Linked DNA regions of Homo sapiens: region 2 is linked to region 1. Evidence: chromatin loops called from intact Hi-C (ENCODE). Cell type or tissue: heart right ventricle. All regions are shown on one strand. Region 1 overlaps LINC02028 (long intergenic non-protein coding RNA 2028). Region 2 overlaps LOC102724877.

Region 1 (5,000 bases):
ATCGCTTGAACCCGGGAGGCGGAGGTTGCAGTGAGCTGAGATTGTGCCACTGCACTCCAGCCTGGGCGACAGAGTGAGACTCCGTGTCAAAAAACAAAAAAAGAGAAAAGAAAAAAGAACTTTTGGAACATAGTGAGATTGTGAGTTGGAGACAGCCTGTTCTACTTGGAGAGGATGGAGGGTCATTGCAGCTTCCTGTGGAATGCTGCGGAAACGCTCCAAGCATCCCTAGGACATGGCATTTCTTTGAGAAAGGAGAGTTGAAATACAGATCCAAGTTAGGCACAGCACACAGAGAGAACTTGACGTCTGCAGACTTTACTCGTCTTTCACAAAGGAAATGGGGATGTGCTAACTGCCTGTCTCATCCAATTCACAATTTTCATTTTCTTTCTTGTCTGCCTTTCCCAGTTTATATTAAGTTTAATTATAGGCTCACTAGGTGTTATAGTTTTCCTAAGGTTTGTAAGAAAAACACACTTTCTGATCTCCCCAGGTGCATGAAGACAATGAAGAAGGGAGGGAAGGAGAGAGGGAGTGAGGGAGGGCAAGCCAGCTATTGGTAGACAGAAGAGTCATACACTGTAAAACATTTCATTGGAAATTCATAATTTAGCAGAAAAGCAGTAGACAGCAAGAAGAATATAACAGGAAGGTATATTGCTCTGTGTGGTGGTAAGCTGGTGCTGATTTTGTTTATCTTACATGCTGGGTGATAGCACATTCATTTCTGGTTGTTCTCCCTTTTAAGGAAACCAGCATTGACATTACAGATTTAGATTTTGTAGTTTTTTTTAAACACATTTATTAAAAGGTCCTTATGGATGGAAGCTATTTCAGAACTCTTCAGTGTTTTGTTTTTCAGAAAATTTTTTTCATTGAATGAGTCAGATGTAAAGGTAAAATGAAAGAGCTGCTGTTAACTAAAGGTTGACTGTAAACGACAATGAAGTCTCATAAATTTAAGCTACTGGGGATGTAGGACTGATTTGCACACATTCATTGCAAACAGGGCTTTCTAGAAGCACACCAAGCTGTCTCAACTGACAGCTTGTCCTTGGTTACTACCCTGTCCTTGAGGAAGGCAGCCTATTTCCTGGAAGAAGTGACAAAAATATATTTAATATCCCCCGCTTTCACTCGCGTCTGGGAATTTTCTTTAAGTTGTTTATTTTGAAATAATTACATGCTTACAGGAGAGCTGCAGAAATAGACAAAGAACTTTTTAACCTGAACCTAAACACTTGAGTGTGTAATTCCTACAAACAAGGACATTCTCCTACATAATTATAGTGCAATCATCAAAATAAAGAAATTCACATCAAAACATTTCTGCCATCTAATCCTCAGATGCCATTTAAGTTTTGACAATTATTCAAATAATATTTGTTCTAGCAAAAGGACCCAATCCTGGAACACCTGTTGCATGTAATTGTCATGTCTCTTTAGCTTCCTTCAGTCAGAAGAGTTCCTCGATCTTTCCTTGACTTTCATAACTGACACTTTTGATTGGATGTGCTGATTATTTCGTAGAATGTCTCTCAGTTTGGTTTTGTCGAATGTTTTCTCCTGATTAGATTGAGAGGTGTATTTTTGACAAGATATTTACATCTGATCAGGTGGTGCATGATTTCTACTTGACCCATTATTGGTGATGTTCACTGTAGGTTTTTTTTGGTTTTGCTTTTTTTTTTTTTTTTTTTGAGACTGGGTCCACTCTGTCACCTAGGCTAGAGTGCAGTGCCATGATCTCGGCTCCCTACAGCCTCGACCTCCCAGGCTCAGGTGATCCTCCTACCTCAGCCTCCCAAGTAGCTGGGGCTACAGGTACACGCCACCACACCTAGGTAACTTTTTGTATTTCTGTAGAGATGGGGCTTTGCCATATCACCCAGGCTGGTCTCAAACTCCTGGGCTCAAGTGCCCCACAAGTCTTGGCCTCCCAAAGTGCTGAAATTGCAGGCATGAGCCACCGCGCCCAGCCAATGTTCACTTTGATTATTCAGTTGAGGTGGTATTTGTCAGGACTATTCATTGTAAAATTACTCTTTTTCCCTTTGTCGTTAATAAGAATTTGGCTGGAGGTACTCTGAAAGTATGAAATTTCCCCATTTCTTAGTAAACATTCACCCACTAGTTCTAACATCTACTGATGTTTCTTGGCTGAATATCACTATGATGATTGCTAAATGGTGATTCTAATTCCATTATGTCTACTTTTACCAGTTGTCATTTTACTATAAAGACAGCTTTCTCTTCTTTCTGTGTATTTGTTTGTATCAGTGTGGATTTACAGATTTCTATTTTACTCAAAAGTTACAACTATTATCATTATTACTTATTTTGATAAATAAATTGTCCCAGGTTTGACCAGCAGGCGCCCTTTCAAGCCAGTTTCTATGTCTTTGTAACATGCTCTCACCATTCGTTGAGAGGCTGTGAGTCTTTGGAGTGGTAGTTCTGCCAAGCTCAACGAAAAGAGATCTCAGAGTCTAAAGACCTGGGTTGTGGTCTTCTTGGCTTCTTCCATTCCTAGTTGGGTATCACTGGGGGAGTGGTCCTTCTGTTCTAAGGTTTAAAATGGGGATAATCAGTCGCTACTGCCATCTAAAGTGGTTGCTGTGAAATTCATCCCAAAGGGAGAGATTTTAAGATAGCCAACTTCCCTTCCTAGAATCTTTCCAGAATTATTCTGTGCACTGATATTGCATGATGGCCCAATCAGCTGATGAGGTGCCGCTTGAAACATCTGTCTGCCTGTATTGTTTGTGGCCTGTGAGAGTTATTTGTTTCAATCAAATAAACATATGCTTAGCTTAAACGGCTTTTCCCTCTCATAGGTATTTGATGCAATGCAGACTGGAATCCTCCCCACAAGGATGCCCTGGCCTGAGTGGCACAGAGATCAATGCAGCAGTCATTTCCTGGGCGGGGAAAGCCCATCCACAGTGGCCCTGGAATGATGCTGGTCTTACCTTCTATTCCTAGGAAGGCCCTATCTCAAGTGGCTCTGGTCCATGCAAACAGATGGAAACGGGTGTGGGGAAGCACAGGCCTCCTACTCATGTTAAGAGAGCTGCTCAGAGGCAGGAATCCAGAACCAGGAATGTCCCCAGTGGCTGCCCAAGGTACAAGTGGCAGGCAGCGGGGAGAATGGCATGTGAAGTCATTTGTAACCTGGCCCCAGCTTGGTTTCCAAGTCTCAGAGGAGATTATGGATATGGTAGTGCCTGGCTCAGTGCTTAAAATCCATTCTCCTGCTATTTCCCTCACCTACACTCAGCCCCACAAGCCGAGATGTTTGCTGGACATTTCAGGCACTGCCACCCAGTTCTGTCTACCTTACCTGCTAACACCTGTTGACCATCCTTCATGTGAAGGCTTCCCCAAATACTTCCCAATCAAAACACTAAAAGGCAGACCTGAAATTAATAAAAATGTTAATTAAATCTGTACAACAGAAAGCATAATGCCAGTCTTTTTAATTATGAAATGTAGCATTCATATAAATTTCATTGCTTTTGAAAACAATCTATGGCTAGATTCTCCTGGGTTTGTATGATGATTACTGAAAACTGTAGAAAATCTAAAATCAAGCAAGTTGTTTATAGGCAATTACTTTCAGAAGCAAAAATTATAAAAGAACCATGAGATTTTTAAAGAGAAAAAATTACATTTGATATGAGATAATCATGCATTTTAAGATGTTTAAAATGACATGGAGTGGGGTCCCCAGACCAGGAGAGCTGAGGGCTTATGAAGGACCTAAGGGAGTGAGACCTGTTATGTAATAAGCCCCCATTCTGGGGGCAGCACCACAGAGGCGGGACCCCAGAAGTAGAAGAAGAGCCCTCCTGCACTGGGTGGTGAAGTTGGTATCAGCCCCTAGTTTGTGACCCTGGACAGATTTCTCTGCTCTCCAGCCCTCAGAGTCCTCAATAAAACAAAAACATATGCAAATATACAAAATTCCTTGCTCTCTTGTACCTCTGAAAACTCTCCCTGAAGAAGTTGAACTACCTGCTCTCTCTCTGTCCTGAAGACTCTAAAATTCTATATGTCGTCCCCTGAGCTTTGACTCCAGGAGCTGTTTATTTTGAGACTCACTTTCTGCATAGTCCATAATCACGGATTCAGCCTCTCTCACTGCTGCTGTCTCCCCTGGAGAGGAAGTGGAGCAGTCAGGTTTTGTGAGCTGGCATTCTCCCTCCCTTTGAACGTAATTGCGGCCCTGCCCTGGGGACTGGATAGAGAGAAAGGTAGGCTTTTTCCCCAGTCCATTAGTATACTGGTTTGTAGCTCTTGCCTTTAGGAAGTATATCAAAGAGAGGAAGAAATGAAGAAAAGTTATTTTGCAAAAGTGAAATTATTAGTTTTATATGGTCGCTGTAACAAATTACCACAAATTGAGTGGCTTAAAACAGCAGAATTTATTCTCTCACAGGTCTGGAGACCAGAAGTCTAAAATCAAGGTGTTAGCAAGGCTGCAGGCTCTCTCTCTCTCTCTTTTTTTTTTTTTTTGAGACAGAGTTTCACTCTTGTTGCCCAGGCTGCAGTGCAATGGCACGATCTCGGCTCACTGCAACCTCAGCCTCCCGGGTTCAAGTGATTCTCCTGCCTCAGCCTCCCAAGCAGCTGGGATTACAGGCTTCCACCACCACGCCTGGCTAATTTTTGTATTTTTAGTAGAGACGGGGTTTCTCCATGTTGGTTAGGCTGGTCTCAAACTCCCAACCTCAGGTGATCCGCCTGCCTGTGCCTCCCACAGTGTTGGGATTACAGGCGTGAGCCACGGCGCCCGGCCTGCAGGCTGTCTTCAAAGGCTCTAGGGAAGAAGCCTCCTTGAGTCTGTAAGCTCCTGGTGGTCCTAGGGGTTCTTCGGTTTGTAGCTGCATCACTTCCATCTCCTCTGTCTTCTCTTCATCTCTAGAAGGACACCTGTCCTTGGATCTAGGGCACATCCTGGTAATACAAGATGATTTCATATGGAGAATCTTAAT
Region 2 (5,000 bases), 110 kb before region 1:
CCCTGTCTCAAAAAAAAAATTCCCCTTCCTTCCCACATCCTTGATCTCTATTGCTTTTCTGATAAAGAAGCTATGAAACACCTCGTGGTATTAGGCGAATACTTTTCACAGAACCGTCACTCTCAAATATTTGGAGAATAAATCCATAAATGAACTCAGACTTAAGAACAGGTTTTATTGGATTCAAGGAACCCTCAGAGGGTGAGCCTATTCTTCTAAATTCTCTCTGGCTGCTGAATCAAAGGGGGTGGGTTTACTTTGACCACTCCTGGTGACCACCTCTGGGTAGCCGGGATACCTCTCCAGACAGCTCTGTTCTGTGCAGTCAGGTGAATTTAGAGGAGTCTGTGGCTGTCTGTGTTTTCCCAGGCCTATCTTTATTGATGGTTATTAAAGACACACCACCACATGGCAATATGCAAGTACAAAGCAATTCCCAGGGTAAGGTACGTGGGAAGAGGCAAGATACTGAGCTCCCAAACAATTCTACTGTAATCGCAGTCTGCCATATCTATGTATAGTTAATAAGTAAGATTTAAGCAGGCAGGTTCCACTGCTGGGAAGCAGATGGAAGGGGAAAAAAGGCCAGTAGGCAGATCACTGGTCCTTCTGGAAGACTGGAAAAGAAAGTGTGGAGGATGCCTGGGACAGGTGAGTCCAGTGAGCAGTCGCCGGGGTAGTGTACAAGCCCAGCCAAAGGTCCTGAGGTAGGGCCGCTGCTCACCTCTTTTCCCACCTCACACCTCTTTTCATACGAGCTCCCTGTGGAAGATTCCGTATAACTAAGAAATAAATAGCAATTGTGCCCAGACACCCTGGGTTAAATAAGTGTAAACACAGCACACAGAAACACCTGTTTTGACAGAGCACCTCAACACACCTGTTGTTTTACAATGCTGAGTGATATCGGTAAAGGGGTCTATAAAGCGGAGGTGAAATGCCCTCCTAGATGTAAATAGTGACTTGCTCTGTGAACTTCAAGTGTTTTACAGCTGAGATTTGACTGGCCTGCTGATTATTTCGGTTAGGAATGCTGAACATATATTTACATAGATATTTGGAGAAACTGGATAGCAGGGTGGTGAAAAGGCCAACTCCGGAGCCAGACTGCCTGAGTTCATGTTCCACTTGCTTGCATTCTAGCTGCGTGACATAACAATTCTGTACCTTGATTTACCTACCTGTTCAATGGGGAGGTATTCATTGTACCTACCTTATAGGATTGTTATAAGGACCAATATATGTAATGTGCTTAGTACAGTGCCTGGCATTTTGTAAATACAATGTAAGTTCTTAGCTACCTTTATTATTACTATATAATAAACATCTCTGATATGTAAGATAGGTACTCTCATTCATCTAATGAAAATTCACAAGGTGCTAATTTTTTCAAAGAAATGGATGGCAACCACTCTGGTAAATTGGTTCATGAGTATATTGACAAACCAAAAGCTTCAGCCAGTTTCTTATGAATCACAGGTTCTAAGGCTGGGAGAGACCTTAAGAAATGATCTGACTTCTTCTTTTTCAGGGAAAAGGGTCCCCACCACCCAAGCACTGTGATTTCGGCTTTGTGTGCAGGCAGATGCAGAGCTTGTTGTGGTCCTGCCTTGAAAAATTGAAATGAGCCTCAGGTTCACAGAAAGACGAGATCTGAATGGAGGCAAAAGCATCAGGCGTCAATATGGGCCTGGCGTGCAGGATGCGCGGGTGGTCCTCCCTCCCTCACGGAGACAGGAGGGCATGGGAAGGGCTGCAGAGGGAGGGGGAAATCAAAAGCATAAACCTGGGCAGATCCTCCCTGGACACCCATCTCACTTGTAGGAGATAAGATTGGTGGGAAAGATGAACACCCAAGACCCTCCCTGCTCCAGTTCTGTGGAGGTGACCATATCATTTAGGGTTCAAACTGGAACACTTTTGAGAGTGGAAGATAATGCTAGTAACACTGATGCTGGGACAACTGGCATAGGCTGGGATACATGACCATCCCGGTTCTGCGGGCCTCCGACTGTATGTGCTAGATTCACGTGTCCATTCAGTCGTGGTGTGAGCAGAGATGCTTCCTGAGGGACAGGGAGAAGAAATATTATTGAAAAATCATTCATGTTTTAGCACCTCCATATCTGTGAGGGGTGATACCATTGATCTACCATCCTTAGAGGGAGGAACCCCCATTTTTGAGGCTAGAGGACCTCCCTTAGTGTGTATAGGGGCAGGGAGAAGGAGAGGGAGGTCCCGTGACGCCTGTGCTTACAGTGTATTTGACATGACTTGGTTTCTTCTTCTTCCGTAGAGCAGATGTGCTCTGGGCTTGCCCACCTGTCAGTTTGCACCCAGGTGTGGCCGCGGCATAGAAATTCTACAATGGACTCTTGCTTCTACCAGCCATGGTTGAGAATGTTCATTTTTTGATGGTGTGTGCTTATGGAAAAAGTAACTACTACAGTTTGAAGTCCAGACCATAGTTTAATGGCTGAAGGAAGTCTCCTGAACGAAGGAGCACTTTCCCACGTGAAATATTTGCCCTTTTAGCCTTGAATTTAACTAAGTTTTTAATGGTTAAAAAAATGCTTTTTTTCTGAATAGGTCAAAATCAAGGTTTGTACTTTGTTAATTTCCTTCAAACAAACAAACAAGAGAAGAAAAATGGCTCCCTTGCCTGAGTGCTCATATATATGCCTATTTAATGATTAATAATACCTTGTAGGTTATTGTTTGATGTGGCCTCTATTGGTTTGAACAGGAGAATACTGATTCACTCTTAAGGCATTTATGAATCACAAGTGTTTACCCTGAGACAATAAACGAAAGGGAGAGATAAAAATAATACCCAAATATGCAGAGTTCTTTGAGTAAAACCTGGAGATAACGTGGGACCTCAGTCTTTGATATCCTGAGTGGGGGCCACTGCTTTCTCTCACAGAATAAAGATTGTGTAGAATGACCAAGACGGGCTTTTGAGTTTTGTAGATTTTTCCTTTCACTTGTTGGTAGGTTTGAGGCAGTTTTTTTACCCTGGTTTCCATGTCACGTACATTGGTTTTCCCTCTCCCTGGTTTTGAGGTAACTCCATGCCGTTCATTTGCAAGGAAGAACCTTTCCAGGTCTGCAAAGAGCGCCCTTCTCTAGAGTTTCACTATTTTCCCCTTATTCCAGAGGAGGCTCCAGAAGTAACCCAGATGAGAAGAGAAAGGCCGGCCTCCGAGGTGCTGGTGGGGCTGGAGAGCAGGAGAGCAGGAGGGATTCAAGAGATTAAGAGAACCGACAAGTCTTGGTGACTGGATTGGACCATGATGGAGAAAGAGGGGTCCAGAGACGACACTGAGTGGGTTGTGGTGGCTCGTGCCTGTGGTCCCAGCACTTTGGGAGGCCACGGCGGGAGGATGGCTTGAGCCCAGGAGTTTGAGAGCAGCCTGGACAACATAGGGAAACTCCATCTCTACAAAAAAAATGAAGAATTAGCAGGGTGTGGTGGTGCCCAGCTGTGGTCCCAGCTGGTGGTGCTCAGCTGTGGTCCCGAGAGGCTGAGGTGGGAGGATCACTTGTTCTTAGGAGGTCAAGGCTGCAGTGAGCTGTGATTGTGCCACTGCACTCCAGCCTGGGCGACAGAGTGAGACCTTTTTTTTTTAAAAAAAAAAAAAAAAAAAGGAAAGGACACCAGGTTTGTTACTTGAGCAACTAACTGGCAGACCCTTCTTCCAAATTCCAAGTTTAATAATGATATCTCCTAGACTGATTTTCCCTCCTCTCTGCTGAGAAGTATAAAGTTCTGTGAAAGAAGATTGACAAATTTGCAGTTACCTCTGATGATTTTTTTTCAAAATGTTTTGCTTTGAGGTAATTTTAGATCTACAGAGAAGTTGCAAAAATAGTAGAGTGAACTCTCTTATACCCTCTAACCCGCTTCCCCTTATGTCAGTCTTACACAACCGTGGAATAGTCATCAAAATTAAGAGAATCATCTTGGTACAATACTATAAATGGCAGACTTGATTTGGATTTTACCATTTTTTCCTAGTCAAGTCTTTTTTTCTGTTGTAGGATTCCATCTGGGATTCCACAGTGCATTTAGAAGTCACGTGTCCTTACTCTCCTGCACTTGCTGACGGTTTAGGGGACTAGTTAGTTATTTTGTAGCCTGCTCCTCCATTTGTGTTTGTTTGGTGTCTTCTCAGGATTGTGTCGAGGAGCTGCATTATTGGAAGGACATCACAGAGAGAATGTGCCCTTTCCAGGCGTCATGTCAGGGGTTCCATGATGCCACTTTATCTCATGGCTGATGTTAACCGTGATCACTTTGTTGAAGTGGTTTCTGCAAGGATGGTTCACTGTAAAGTTACAATTTTCCCTTTGTATTTCCTAAATATTTTTGTAGGGGGTGGAGGAGAGTACTTCAAGACTATGCAAATGGTCTATTTCTGCTTATACTTCTGTCTACTAAATTTAGAATCCATCAAAGGATCTTGCCTGTAGCAACTATTATTGTGGTGATCTAATGGGAATTTTTTCAAATTTCCCTCATTTCTTCAACACTTATTAATGGGAACTCTTCCAGAGGAAGAGTTTGCCTGACATTACATTCTGAGAAAGCAGAAAAAAAAAATCCGTATGCTTTTGGAGCCTACATTTTAGATGAGACAGATAAGCAAAATAAATAAATCGGTTGAATGCTATTTTAAAAGGTAATTGGTACTCTAGAGGGAGATTAAGTGGGGAAAGGGGAAGGGGAGTGCCGGGAGGGTGCAGGTTTAAATTGCATGCTCAGGAAAGGCCTTAGAGAGATGACTTTGACTTTGAGCTTGCTGGGGGAAGCTTTCTAGAGTGAGGGAACAGCAGGTGCAGAGGCTCTGAGGCAGGACCACCTGCTCTAGGAACAGCCAGGAGGCCAGAGTGACTGGGGCAAAGTGAGCAAGGGGAAGAGGAGGGAGATGGAGCTGAGAGTGAGAGTGATGGGGCCCGATGATGCAGGCTGGTGAGAAGGAGGGCATTCTAAGGAT

Evidence for each region. A loop is a pair of places that touch in the nucleus more often than their neighbours do. Peaks named below come from ENCODE experiments on the same cell type or tissue, not always from the same donor. Only the 100,000 strongest peaks of a DNase experiment are listed, where the experiment ranks them.
Region 2: it touches region 1 in a loop (3-fold over the local background); 66 of 110 quality-filtered maps call a loop at or near these places.

What each region holds. Positions count from the first base shown.
Region 1 is chr3:194,008,418-194,013,417 of GRCh38, reverse strand. All of the region lies in intron 2 of LINC02028 (long intergenic non-protein coding RNA 2028), which reads left to right. Among named protein-coding and RNA genes, the nearest start is that of LINC02026, 7.3 kb to the right of the region's middle. In heart right ventricle, no CTCF peak of the experiment used is centred here; a DNase peak (open chromatin) is centred at 2,993; H3K27me3 peaks cover 2,392 bases.
Region 2 is chr3:194,119,889-194,124,888 of GRCh38, reverse strand. It overlaps LOC102724877, which reads right to left. Exons shown (of 6, transcript XR_002959666.2): 6 at 1,415-2,066. Among named protein-coding and RNA genes, the nearest start is that of HES1, 14 kb to the left of the region's middle. In heart right ventricle, no CTCF peak of the experiment used is centred here; no DNase peak of the experiment used is centred here; H3K27me3 peaks cover 2,435 bases.